4 separate regions of the Homo sapiens genome follow, and regions 2, 3 and 4 are each linked to region 1. A link is a contact called in ENCODE Hi-C or POLR2A ChIA-PET data. All regions are on one chromosome and are shown on one strand. Each heading gives the region's core, a stretch centred on a gene start or an enhancer-like site at or near the end of the contact. The rest is flanking DNA. Distances are from core to core; before and after follow the strand shown. Region 1 holds the start of ZNF682 (zinc finger protein 682). Region 2 holds the start of ZNF430 (zinc finger protein 430). Region 3 holds the start of NDUFA13 (NADH:ubiquinone oxidoreductase subunit A13). Region 4 holds the start of ZNF85 (zinc finger protein 85).

Evidence for each region. A loop is a pair of places that touch in the nucleus more often than their neighbours do. ChIA-PET counts read pairs that join two places held with the same protein, here RNA polymerase II (POLR2A). Pooled maps may share reads with other maps.
Region 2: a map of CD8-positive, alpha-beta T cell shows a loop between it and region 1 (20-fold over the local background). The contact joins the promoter of ZNF430 here to the promoter of ZNF682 in region 1. A Hi-C loop is called at or near these places in 2 of 168 maps with a recorded cell type or tissue (CD8-positive, alpha-beta T cell and naive thymus-derived CD4-positive, alpha-beta T cell) and 11 of 50 pooled maps. POLR2A ChIA-PET finds 5 or more read pairs at or near these places in 1 of 52 experiments (CD4-positive, alpha-beta T cell).
Region 3: a loop to region 1 is called in a pooled map, with 9 times the contacts of the local background. The contact joins the promoter of NDUFA13 here to the promoter of ZNF682 in region 1. A Hi-C loop is called at or near these places in 9 of 50 pooled maps.
Region 4: a map of CD8-positive, alpha-beta T cell shows a loop between it and region 1 (7-fold over the local background). The contact joins the promoter of ZNF85 here to the promoter of ZNF682 in region 1. A Hi-C loop is called at or near these places in 2 of 168 maps with a recorded cell type or tissue (CD4-positive, alpha-beta memory T cell and CD8-positive, alpha-beta T cell), 1 of 37 single-sample maps with no recorded cell type and 11 of 50 pooled maps. POLR2A ChIA-PET finds 5 or more read pairs at or near these places in 2 of 52 experiments (HEK293 and activated CD4-positive, alpha-beta T cell).

What each region holds. Positions count from the first base shown.
Region 1 is chr19:20,037,861-20,041,053 of GRCh38, reverse strand. ZNF682 (zinc finger protein 682) reads left to right here and starts at 1,549. Exons shown (of 4, transcript NM_033196.3): 1 at 1,549-1,711. The coding sequence starts at 1,709. RefSeq lists an enhancer at 1,203-1,779.
Region 2 is chr19:21,018,944-21,022,419 of GRCh38, reverse strand. ZNF430 (zinc finger protein 430) reads right to left here and starts at 1,763. Exons shown (of 5, transcript NM_025189.4): 1 at 1,617-1,763. The coding sequence starts at 1,619. RefSeq lists enhancers at 888-1,479, 1,480-2,073.
Region 3 is chr19:19,514,720-19,518,128 of GRCh38, reverse strand. It overlaps NDUFA13 (NADH:ubiquinone oxidoreductase subunit A13), which reads right to left and starts at 1,904. Exons shown (of 5, transcript NM_015965.7): 1 at 1,797-1,904. The coding sequence starts at 1,890. TSSK6 (testis specific serine kinase 6) reads left to right here and starts at 2,581. Exons shown (of 1, transcript NM_032037.4): 1 at 2,581-3,409. The coding sequence starts at 2,702. RefSeq lists an enhancer at 1,726-2,005 and a silencer at 2,216-2,335.
Region 4 is chr19:20,921,683-20,925,113 of GRCh38, reverse strand. ZNF85 (zinc finger protein 85) reads right to left here and starts at 1,863. Exons shown (of 4, transcript NM_003429.5): 1 at 1,711-1,863. The coding sequence starts at 1,713.

The DNA.
Region 1 (3,193 bases), core at 300-2,799:
AGGTTGCAGTGAGCCGAGACCGCACCATTGAACTCCAGGATGGGCAAAAAGAGCAAAACTCTATCTCAAAAAAAAAAAAGAAAAAGCTGTTGGTGAAAAGCAGTAGTTTGGGTACTTGGCTACACACTGTAATCACCCTGAGAGCTTTAAACCATATTGTTGCCCAGATCCAACTCCAAGGATTCTAATTTAATTGGTCTGTTGCAACTTGGGCTTCAGGGATTTTAAGTTTACATCCTGCCCCGCCCCTCCAGTCATTCTCCACACCCCCCGCCGCCACCACCACCCTCCCCACGAAGTCTCACTCTGCAATGGCGCGATCTCGACTCACTGCAACCTCCGCCTCCCACGTTCAAGCCATTCTCCTGCCTCAGCCTCCCGAGTAGCTGGGATTACAGGCGTGTGCCACCATGCCCGGCTAATTTTTGTATTTTTAGTAGAGATGGGGGTTTCACCATGTTGGCCAGGCTGGTCTCGAACTCCTGACCTCAGGTGATACGCCCGTCTCGGCCTCCCAAAATGCTGAGATTATAGGCGTGAACCACCGCTCCCAACCCCGCAGGTGATTTTTATTTGCCAGGGGTAAGAAGCACTGGATCTGATGAAGAATGCATTAGCTGTGAGTGATTTTCATGTATGCTGCCGGGATTTGCCCCATGGCAACTCTGGAGACTGGGGTTTTAGAAAACATCCTTGCCCTGTTAAAAATTAGAAGATGACTTCAAGACATACTCAGCTGCTTGGCTAAATTGCAGAAAGAGAAAATGCCTTCTTCAGAGATCTTTTTTTTTTTAAACTTGGTTTCACTCTGTCACCCCGGCTGTAGTGCAATGGTGTGATCGTGGCTCACTGCAGTCTTGGTCTCCCAGGGTCAAGTGATCCTCCCGCCTCAGCCTTCTGAGTAGCTAGGACTGCAGGCGTGCACCACCAGACTTGGCTAAATTTTTAATTATTTTTTGTAGAGATGGGATCATCGCTATGTTGCCCGGGCTGGTCTTAAAACTCCTGGCCTCAAGTGATGCTCCCGCCTCAGCCTCCCTAGTTGCTAGAACTACAGGCACAGGCTACCACGCCTGGTTTCTTTTTTAAAATGTGGCTACTAGAAAATGTAAAATTCATATGTGCTTCACAGTTTATTTCTTAGAGAATTGCCTCCCTTGCGACATCTTAGGCTGCCTGCTCAAAAGACTGGAGGCTAGGAAAATGATGAAATCTGAGATTTTAAAATAATTGTCATTATATTGTTTCCATTTGTGAATAACATATGTATACTATTCACAAATAAAGATAACTTTATATACAAAGTTAAATGCAAATGTTCCCCAGGAAGGGCCAGTTTCCAATTCAGGAAGGAAGCGCGCCAGAAAAGGGTTCAGGAAAAACCTGTAACTCTTGCCTTATTCAACACATTCTCAGATCACGCCTCCTGTCACTCATGACCTGAGGGGGCGGGGCATGGAACTGTATCCAATCATGGGCGCTAGAGTGGGAACTGTCCAATCAGGTGCGCAGCCAAGGTAGAGGGGGCGGTGTCCTGGAGCTGGCGGGGCCTTTGTCTCGCTCCAGCCAGAGCTCAGGGTCCATCTTCATTGCTTAGTATCCTCTGCTCTAGTAGTTCCCGGTGACTGTCGCAGCCTCTGTTGCCCTCTGACTTGCAGATGCTGTGAGATCCAGAGCTAAGACTCCACGACATCCCGGAAGCCGAAAAATGGTGAGTGTGCCAGGCCGCGCATCCCGAGGTGGGGGCAGGGCTGGTTGAAACCGGCCGGAACCGGCAGTGACGGGACTGGGGCCTCCCAGCTGTCAGCTCCGGAGTCTGCGGACTGGAGTCCCCGGCAGGCACAGCTCGGCCGTCGATCACCTCCGGGCACAGGATGCGAGGTGGGCCAGCAGCCGGGACCCTGGGCGGGCATCCCGTTCCGTTCTCCCGCTTCCCGCCCGGAGCCCACCCTGGGAAGAGCCGCGCGCGTTCTTGCGTCTGCCCCGACTGCGGGGACAATGGAAGCGTCCTCAGGGCAGAGTCCAGACCCCGTGTGTGGTTTGTGCGTGGGAAGTGCTGTGATCCCGGGGGTCCTCAGTCTTTTCCTTCTCCTGTTTAAAAACTATGGGAGTCACCTTTAAAATGTTGAAAACTTATTGAAGTTAACAGTGATTTATGCTCAGAGAGCACCCAGCCACGGTTTGTGGTTGGGGGTCCAGCCGAAGAGCTTGAAGGAAAGTTTTTTATAAAGTGCAGGATGAAGCAAACCGAATTCAGTAACTGACTCGTTCCAGTTATGTAGTCATCTTATTTAGACTATTCAGGTTGTCATTGCCTGGTTATGTAATCAGAAGTTAATTGAAGGTTTGTGGTTGCTTAAATCTGAAAAATCTGAATTTTGTTTCCCCCTAAGGTAGCAATTTACAAGAAATGTATTTGCCTTTGATTTTTTTTTTTTTTAATGTAGGAACTCAGGGTACTAGAGCCACCTCAGTCTAACTGCCTGCTATTTATTTAACACTCCACAGAAGTGGTTTTCTCTTGGATTTTCCAAATGTGTGACAAACAGAATCTCAAAGCTACCACTCTGTTGCCCCAGCCTAACTCTGACTTGCAGTTGAATTTTAAATTTTCAGTTCTTTCCTGACATTCTTCAACACCAACTTCCCCTCTCTAATTCACAACATTATCAACTATTAGTCCTTTTTTGTACATTTCAGACACAGTATTTTGATTGATCATTATTTCAAAGAGCAGCGGATGGCACTTTTTAGAAAAAGAATTGTTTTTCATTTGCAAACATTTTACAGGAGATGAAAGCAGAGAATAATCCCAACACTCCACCATGAAAAAAAAAAAGACCAAAAAACAAAAACCTTTGTGCCAATCTCCCTTTAATCTTTCCTAGGCACAGACACCTTATCAGAATGTTTTTGGGTTGAGGTTCCACTTTGGAAACTTCACAGGGCAATGCATCCTCAGCCACCCTGTGTTATTTTCCTGGTTTTGAGTTTCAGAACTGTCTGGGGATGACATGAGATGCCCACAGTGGCTGTGTCTCCTGAGGTGTCTAGTGAATATCAGCCCCTGGGCCATCTCCTCTCAGGGGCAACCCTGCCAGGTATGGGAATGTGGCCTCTCTGTGGAGTGGTTGGTGCATTGTGCCTGGGAGAAATCAGGTATACCTTTCCTCTGAAAGCAAATCCATTAGGA
Region 2 (3,476 bases), core at 514-3,013, 980 kb before region 1:
AAAATGTACACTAAAGGACAAATAGGTGATAATGTGAATTAGGTAGGAAAAGTTGGCATTTGGGAACGCCAGAAAGAACTGGAAATTTAGTATCTTACTGCAAGCCAGAGTGAGGCTGGAGAAATGGGGGACGGGGGTTAGACTTAAGACCCTGCTTGGGACACAGGTGAAAAATGCAGCAGAAAATCAGTTCCCCGTGGAGTGTGAAAATAATTGAGTGGCAGGCAATTAGACTGAGGTGTCTCTAGACCCTGGGTTCCTACTTTTAAAAAGATCTAACGTGGCTGGGCGTGATAGCTCACGCCTGTAATCCCAGCATTTTGGGAGGCCAAGGCAGGCGGATCACCTGAGGTCAAGAGTTCGAGGCCAGCCAGGCCAACATGGTGAAACCCCGTCTCTACTAAAAGTACAAAAATTAGCTGGGCAGGGTGGCAGGCGCTTGTAATTCCAGCTACTCAAAAGGCTGAGGCAGGAGAAGCTTGAACACAGGCAGCGGCAGAAGTTGTAGTGAGCCGAGATTGTGCCACTGCACTCCAGCCTGGGCGACAAGAGCGAGACTCCATCTCAAAAAAAAAAAAAAAAAAAAAAAAAAAAAATCTAACTCAGGCGCATCGTTTTGAAAATTACTACATTGAAAGACACAAAATTCAGGCTTAATCAACTGTATACTGCCAATTAAGGTCTGATTACACAACCAGAAAATTTTCACCTTTATTGTACAAACTAAGAAACTACATAACGGTACCTAACCAATTACTGAATTTGGCTTTCTTCATCATGCACCTTATAAAAGTCTTTCCTTCAAGCCCCGCCATGAACAACAAATTACAAACCACAGCTGGGTGCTCAACAGTTTTTTAATCACTCTTTGATTAATTTCTTTAATATTTTTGTGGTGACTTCTGTACATTTTTTTTTTCCGAGACGGAGTCTTGCTCTGTTACACAGGCTGTAGTGCAGTGGCGCTATCTCGGCTCACTGCAATCTCCACCTCCCAGGTTCAAGTGATTCTCCTGCCTCAGTCTCCCAAGTAGCTGGGACTACAGGCGTGTACCACCATGCCCGGCAAATTTTTGTATTTTTAGTAAAGACGGGGTTTCACTATGCTGGCCAGGCTGGTCTTGAACTCTCCTGACTTAGTGATGCGCCCGCCTCGGCCTCCCAAAGTACTGGGATTACAGACGTGAGCCACCCCTCCCGGTCTGTACATTTTTAATAGGAGAAAAGAGGAACTAGGAACCCAGGACCAAAGTTCTTCCCATTCATGAACTCGCACCCCAAGTCAGGATTCTCCCGTGACGATTCTCCCGTGACGATCCTCCCGTGGTCCCTGCACAGTCTGGGAGAGACGCGGCGCTGCGGATGCAGAGCTGCCCAGAGAGGGCTCCAGGCCAGGGCACAGTCACTGCGCAAGGAAGAGACGGGACGTGCTGGGGCCCGCCTGTCAGCGCAGCCGCCATCTTAAGGCTGATGGGGACTGAGGCCCAGCTGGGCAAGAACTCGGGGCGCAGATTGTGCAGCTGACTGCCGGGAGGCCTGAGTCCCGCCACAGCCACTTCCCACCCATTACAACCAGCCCCTCCCCTCTCTGGGGATGTCGGACCCGGCACTCTCACCATTTCTAGGCTTCCAGGGGTTCCTGGCGTCTTAGCTGTAGATCTCCCAATACCTGCGGGTCACAGGGCCACAGAGCCTGGACCTCTAGGAGCAGAGGACACAGAGCGCTGAAGACGAGACCTGGAGCTCAGGCCACAGCGAGGGACAAAGGCCCCGCCAAACCCGGAAGCCGCCCTGTCCGCTTCACCTGCGTGCCTGATTGGACGGTTCCCTGCCTAGCGTCTCTGATTGGATAACATTTAAATCCCCGCCCCCTCAGGCCATGATTGACGGAAGATGTGATGAGATGCGGGGCTGAAAGAAGAGTGACAGCTTGGGCTGCATCCTTCTCTGACAGGGCTTCCTCCCTGAGCTGAGCCAGGCCCACCCCAGAGGTTATTTGCATTTAACCTTGTGTGTAAGGTCATATGCATTTATAAATAATATATGGGGCCGGTCACGGTGGCTCACGCCCGTAATCCCAACATTTTGGAAGGCTGAAGCGGGCAGATGACCTGAGGTCGGGAGTTAGAGACCAGCCTGACCAACATGGAGAAACCCAGTCTTTATAAAAAATATAAAATTAGCGGGTTGTGGTGGCCCATGTGTGTTATCCCAGGTACTCGGGAGGCTGAGGCAGGAGAACCGCTTGAACCTGGGAGGCGGAGGTTGCGGTGAGCCGAGATTGTGCCATTGCACTCCAGCCTGGGCAACAAGAGCACAACTCTGTCTAAAATATATATATATATATATATATATATATTTATTTATATATATTTATTTATATATATTTTTATATATTTATTTATATATATTTTATATATTTATATATGTATTTATTTATATATTTATATATTTATATATTTATTTATATATATTTATATATATTTATTTATATATATTTATATATATTTATTTATATATATTTGTATATATTTATTTATATATATATTTATATATATTTATATATTTATTTATGTATTTATATACATTTATATATATTTATATATATTTATATTTATATAATTATATATATTTATATATTTATATATATTTATATATATATTTATATATTTATATATATTTATATTTATATACTTATATATATTTATATATTTATATATATTTATATATATTTATATATTTATATATATTTATATATTTATATATATTTATATATAAATATTTATATATTTATATATATATATTTATATATTTATATATTTATATATATATATTTATATATTTATATATATTTATATTTATATATTTATATATTTATATTTATATATTTATATGTATATATTTATATATATTTATATTTATATTTATATATTTATATTTATATATATTTTTTATATTTATATTTTTATATATTTTTATATATTTATATATTATACATATTTATATTTATATATATTTATGTTTTTATATATATTTATATTTTTATTTTTATATATTTTTATATATATTTATATTTATATATATATAGTGGCTATTCAAAAATGAAAAGAATGTAACAATAATTATTTTAAAATTTCAGATTTTATGACCTTCCCGGCTAAAGGAGGCAGCCTCAGATTTTAAAAAGATGGTAATCTTCTGAAATAAAATGTGAGCCACATGTGAATCTTAAATTTTCTAGTAGACAAACTTGAAAAAGAAACAAGGAACAGGTTGAATTGATTGTAACAATTTAACCCAATATGTCCATAATATTATCATTTTAATGTGTGAGGAATGTGTAATTATTAATAATGTATATAAACATTTGAAACTAAATCTTTGAAACTAACTCTGTATTTTACCTTTCTAGCACATCGCAGTTCAGACCAGCCACATTCCAGTCACTCAGGAGGCACACGTGGCCAATAGCTGCC
Region 3 (3,409 bases), core at 655-3,154, 520 kb after region 1:
TTTTTTAATTTTTGGTAGAGGTGGGGGTCTCACTATGTTGCCCAGGCTGGTCACAAACTCCTGGGCTCAAGCCATCCTCCCGCTTCAGCCTCCCAAAGTGTGGGGATTACAGGCATGAGCCACCTGGCTCACAGGCAATCTGTTTTTGTAGAGCCCCCAGGCTAAGAACACTTTCCATTTGTAAATGGTTGTCTCAGTAACTGAAACTTTCTGGCCAGCCAAACCCAAAATACTTGTCATCTGTCCCTTTTATAGAAAAAGTCTGCCAATCTCAGTTCTGGGATACAAGAAAAACAAGAGGAGGTTGGCCGCGGTGGCTCATGCCTGTAATTCCAGCACTTTGGGAGGCTGAGGCTGGAGGATCACTTGAGCCCAGGAGTTTGAGACCAGCCTGGTCAACATAGCTGCACCCTGTCTCTACAAAAAGTAGAAATAAAAAATAAAAAAACCAAGAAGGGGCTGGGGAGGACTTTTCACCTCACACTGATTTTTCTACTGTCTGAATTATTACGTTTTTAATTACCATGCTCATTTTTGTGTGTGTGTTAAAATTGAGGAATAATGTGCATAACATGTAATTTAAATGTAAAGTTTGATTTGTTAAGAGACATGCATTCTGCCGAGCACGGTAGCTCATGCCGATAGTCCCATCACTTTGGGAAGCCGAGGTGGGTGGATCACTTGAGCCCAGGACTTCGAGACCAGCCTGGGCAAGATGGCGAGATCCCATCTCTATAGAAAATACAGAAAGCTGGGCGCATGCTTGTAATCCCAGCTTCTCAGGAGGCTGGGGTGGGAGGATGGCTTGAGCCCAGGAGGCGGAGGTTGCCAAGAAATCACTCCAGCCCAGGCAACAGAACCATACCGTCTTAAAAAAAAAAAAAGAAATGTATGTATTCACTCTTAGATTACGTTTAAAAGTTTCTATTTGTCTGTTAACCTGGGGACTGAGTATGGGCGCCTTTTAAGTTCTCTTTTTCAATTTTCTGTGCTGAGCCCGATAACAAAATTTAACGTGTTACTTAAACATTTGAAAACTTTACGCCGGGCATGGTGGCTCACGCCTGTAATCCCAGCACTTTGGGAGGCCGAGGTGGGCGGATCATCCGAGGTTGGGAGTTCGAGACCACCCTGACCAACATGGAGAAACCCCGTCTCTACTAAAAACACAAAGTTAGCCAGGCGTTGTGGCACATGCCTGTAATCCCAGCTACTCAGGAGGCTGAGGCAAGAGAATCGCTTGAACCCAGGAGGCGGAGGTTGCGGTGAGCCGAGATGGCGCCATTGCACTCCAGCCTGGGCAACAAGAGCAAAACTCCGTCTCAAAAAAAAAAAATTGAAAATTTAAAGAATATGGATTCCTGTGACACCATGCAGGCGGGGGCTGCCAGCAGGGAACCACTGCATAGAACATCTTGTAAATTCCCTCCAGGTTCCGGGTTGCGGCCTCAGCTTTGCCTTGGGGAGCCGCGGCCTTCTTTGGGCCTCAGTTTCCCCATCTTAGAAATCCAAGGGTGGCTGAGGGCCAGAGCACAGGCTATGACTCAGTTTAACCCACTGTAAAACGTAAATAACTAGAGGGACCGATTTCCTGGGCTGTTACGAGAAGGAAGAGGAGCTGGGAAAGACCTCAACAAACTGCAGCACTTAGCGTTATTACAGAAGCTATGATGGATCCCCGGGCTCCGCCTCCGGTCACACCGCCGGGAAAACTGAGGCCCGCCTGTGTCCCCGGAACCCCGCCCCCGAGCCCCGAGTGCCCAGACTCTGAGACCCCGGCGCAGAGTGATACTGACCCGACAGTCCTCGACGCGGCAAGTTCCGTTTGTAGTCGATGGGCCCATAGCCCCCCGGCGGAGGCATGTCCTGCTTCACCTTTGACGCCGCCATACTCGCAGTATCCCACACTTCCGGTCCCGGGCGGAAGTGACTTACTGCCACCGCCATGATGAGTGTGGCGGAAGCACTTGAGATGGTCCGCGGCACGGCTAGGAAGTCCCGGACAGTAGTGTAACTATCCGACCGCGCGGGAAAGCTCTGGCGGCGGACCCTGGGTAGGAATGCGCTGCCGGGCTGCAGCTGAGGGGTCTTTACTCCTCTTTTGCCCAGACAGGGCGTGACTCGCCTTGGTTCTTGCATTATAGGCCCTCGCGTTCACCTTGCCTCTGGGGTGTTGCGCAGGCCAGTCAGAAACTCCGAGCTCTCAAAGGAGCCAGGTGCCCCAGTTAAGGCCCCTTTTCCCGTTTTCGCCCCGTCTAGGGACTCTACGCGAAGCCCAGGGCTCCACGTAGTCACGGGCTGGGTACATGATGTTGGGGGGCAGCTGCTGCTCGAAGTCGGACTCACCCCAATCCCTGGAACGGATTCTGCTCCCTGGTGGTGATGGGTATCCCTTGCTAGTGGCCTCTCATCGGAAACTGACCATTCAGGATGATTATGAGTCACAAAGCAGGGAGGCTAGGGTGGCCCCGGGGCGGGGTCCCGGACCCCCACCCTAAGGCGGAGTGACGCCCGCAGTCACTTCACAAGGCAAAAATTGTTACGGGGCAATAAAAGGCACAACAGCGGCCAATGTCTGGCAGTGGGCACATGGGGGTGCGGGGGTGTAGGTGCCAAGCGCCATGGCTTAGACCCGAGATTGGAGTCCGGCCGCCCCCCGACAGCAGCCGCCTCCTGCCCCCCGTGCGCCCTAGGCGCCACCATGTCGGGAGACAAACTTCTGAGCGAACTCGGTTATAAGCTGGGCCGCACAATTGGAGAGGGCAGCTACTCCAAGGTGAAGGTGGCCACATCCAAGAAGTACAAGGGTACCGTGGCCATCAAGGTGGTGGACCGGCGGCGAGCGCCCCCGGACTTCGTCAACAAGTTCCTGCCGCGAGAGCTGTCCATCCTGCGGGGCGTGCGACACCCGCACATCGTGCACGTCTTCGAGTTCATCGAGGTGTGCAACGGGAAACTGTACATCGTGATGGAAGCGGCCGCCACCGACCTGCTGCAAGCCGTGCAGCGCAACGGGCGCATCCCCGGAGTTCAGGCGCGCGACCTCTTTGCGCAGATCGCCGGCGCCGTGCGCTACCTGCACGATCATCACCTGGTGCACCGCGACCTCAAGTGCGAAAACGTGCTGCTGAGCCCGGACGAGCGCCGCGTCAAGCTCACCGACTTCGGCTTCGGCCGCCAGGCCCATGGCTACCCAGACCTGAGCACCACCTACTGCGGCTCAGCCGCCTACGCGTCACCCGAGGTGCTCCTGGGCATCCCCTACGACCCCAAGAAGTACGATGTGTGGAGCATGGGCGTCGTGCTCTACGTCATGGTCACCGGGTGCATGCCCTTCGACGACTCGGACATCGCCGGCCTGCCCCGGCGCCAGAAACGCGGCGTGCTCTATCCCGAAGGCCTCGAGCTG
Region 4 (3,431 bases), core at 614-3,113, 880 kb before region 1:
TGCACTCAGACCCTGGGTATCTACCTGCTCCCTTGATAGGATACACTTCATACCTCAGGTTGTCCTATGAGAGAAAATGACCCAGGAGCTGATATTCACTAGACACTCTAGCCAACATAGCCACAATGGTGGGCATCCTGGTTTATCCCCATACAGTACTGAAAACCCAGGACCAGGAAAAAACTGAAGAGTGGCTGATGACCCATCACACCATAAAGTCTCCAAACGGAAACCTTGACCCACCAATATTCTGATAAGAACTCTGTGCCTAGGGAAGATAAAAGGAAAAGAGACACAGAGATTTTTTTACAATATGGTGTCAGGGATTATTATTCACTTTCTTCTCATGGGAAATATTTACAAACAGAAGACAATTTTTTAAATAGTGCCATCCAATGTTTTGTGGAAGAATTATTAATTGAAATATAAAATGTACAATAAAGGACAAATAATTGATAATGTGTATCAGAGAGGGGAAGGTGGCATTTGGGAATGTCAATGACACTGGAAATTTAGTATTTTACTGTAAATCAGAGTTAATCTGGAAGAACAGGGAGTAAGAAGTAGACTTGAGACCCTGCTTGAGACATATGTGAAAAATGCAGGGGAAAAGAAGTCCCCTGTGGACTGTGAAAATGATTCAGTGGCAGGCAATTAGACTGAGGTGGCTCTAGTCCCTGGGGTCCTCCTTTTTAAAAAAATCTAACTAAAATTTCATTTTTTAGTAAATTACCACATCGGGGAAAACAAAATTCAGGCTTAACCAACTATAAACTGCCAATTAAATTCTGATCACATAACCAGAAAATTGCCAACACGATCGTACAAATTAAGAGACTATATAACTGTACCTAACCAATTACTAATTTGATTTTTTTATCATGCACCTTATAAAAGTCTTTTATTCAAGCTCCTCCCATGGACCACAAACTACAAACCATAGCTGAGTGCTCTACAATACTTGAACCACTTTTTAAGTTCTTTAATATTTTTGCGGTGACTCCTATACATCTTTTTTTTTTTTTTTTGAGACGGAGTTTCACTCTTATTGCCCAGGCTGGAGTGCAGTGGCGCGATGTAGGCTCACTGCAACCTCCGCCTCCCGGGTTCAAGCGATTCTCCTGCCTCAAACTCCTGAGTAGCTGGGATTGCAGGCGCGCGCCACGACGCCCGGCTAATTTTTGTATTTTTAAAAATTGAGACGGGGTTTCACCATGTTGGCCAGGATGGTCTTGAACTCCTGACCTCAGATGATCCGCCCGCCTCGGCTTCCCAAAGTGCTGAAATTACAGGCGTGAGCCACCACGCCCGTCCCCCCATACATTTTTAACAGAAAAAAAGAGGAACTGGGAACCCCACAGCCCAAAGCTCTTTCATGAACCCGCACCCCGAGTCAGGATTCTCCCCTGACAACCCTCCCGTGGTCCCTGCTCAATCTGGGAGAGACGCGGTGCTGCGAATGCAGAGCTGCCCAGAGAGGGCTCCAGTCCAGGGCACAGTCACTGCGCAGGGAAGAGACAGGACGCCCGGGCCGGCTGTCAGCGCAGCCGCCATCTTATGGCTGGAGGAACTGGGGCCGAGCTGGGCAAAAAGAACTGGAGCGCAGATTGTGGAGCTGACTACAGGGAGGCCTGAGTCCCGCCACAGCCGCTTCCCACCGGTTTCAACCAACCCCTTTCCCCCTCGGGATGGCGGACCTGGCACTCTCACCATTTCTAGGCTTCCAGGGGGTCCCGGCGTCTTAGCTGTGGATCTCCCAATACCTGCAGGCCACAGGGCCACAGAGGCTGGGCGTCCACGAGCAGAAAACACAAAGCAGGGAAAACAAGACCTAGAGCTCAGGCTGCAGCGAGAGACAAAGGCCCCGCCACATCCCGGAAGCCGCCCTATCCGCACCAGCTGCGTTCCTGATTGGACGGTTCCCAGCCCAGCGTCTCTGATTGGATGATATTTAAGGCACCTTCTTTTCAGGCCCTGAGTGACAGAAGATGTGATCAGATGCTGGGCTGAAAGAAGAGCGAGTGACAGCCTAGGCTGCAGCCTTTTCAGACAGGGCTTCCTTCCTGAGCTGAGCCAGGCTCACACCAGAGAGTATTTGCCCTTACCTTGTGTATCAATTTATATGCATTCAAAAATAATATATTATATGGCTATTCACAAATGAACAAAGTATAACAACAATTGTTCTAAAATTTTAGATTTTATGACCTTCCTGTATTCTGGTCCTTTGAACAGGCAATCCTCTGAAATAAAATGTGAGTCACAGGTGAATTTTAAATTTTCTAGTAGCCAAACTTTAAAAAGAAAGAAGAAACAAGTGGAATTGATTGTAGCAATTTATTTAACCCAATATATTCAAAATATTTTCATTTTAATATGTGAGCAATATGTAATTATTAATGAAATATAAATACATTTGAAACAAAATCTTTGAAACTAATTCTGTATTTTACCTTTCTAGCACATCGCAGTTCAGACCAGCCACATTCCAGGCACCCAGGAGCCACACATGGCCAATAGCTGCCACATTGAAGTACAGCTGTGATGTCAGTGGGGGTGGAGGGCCTGAACACCCCTTTTCTGCCACAGGTGAGGGGACAGCCTCTATTTATCAACGTCTCTTTTCAGTTCCGAGGGTGAAACAAATAGTGGCTATAGAAAAAGCTGATGGCAGCAGGAATAAATCACAGGTAAACCACTGCTTACCACCTGTTGCCCATCTTTCTTTCAGAGATCAGACAGTGAGCAAAGGATGATGGGCCACAGGAGAAAAAAAACTATGTCTTCAGATCTGTTCACAGTCTTGACCTTTAATGTTTACATAGGAAGAAAATAGATTAAAGGCAAACTTATTTTGCTATTTGACCTCGACTCTAATGTTCAGGCTGTGGTTACCTGTTTTCTTCTGTGGTGTGGGAAACTGAGTGAATATAAGCACAATCACATGCATACATGTCCACATGTATTTCGGCATTTCTTTTTTTTGAGATGGAGTTTCACTCTTGTTGCCCAGGCTAAAGCGCAATGGTGTGGTCTTGGCTCACTGCAACCTCTGCCTCCTGGGTTCAAGCAATTCTCCTACCTCAGCCTCCCGAGTAGCTGGGATTACAGGCATGCACTACCACGCCCGGCTAATTTTTTGTACTTTTAGTAGAGACGGGATTTCTCCATGTTGGTCAGGCTGGTCTTGAACTCCTGACCTTAGGTGATCCAACCGCCTTGGCCTCCTAAAGTGCTGGGATTATAGGCATAAGCCACCACCCCTGGCCATATTTCTGCATTTCTCAACATTATCTTACAAGACATCTAACTTTAAATCGGGAAAAATATCAGTACTTTTATGGTGCCCAATGTTAGAAGGTAACTAGTAATCAACCTGTTATTAAATCTTGGCATTCTATCTGCACTGGGTGCACATATTAGTTAACTAT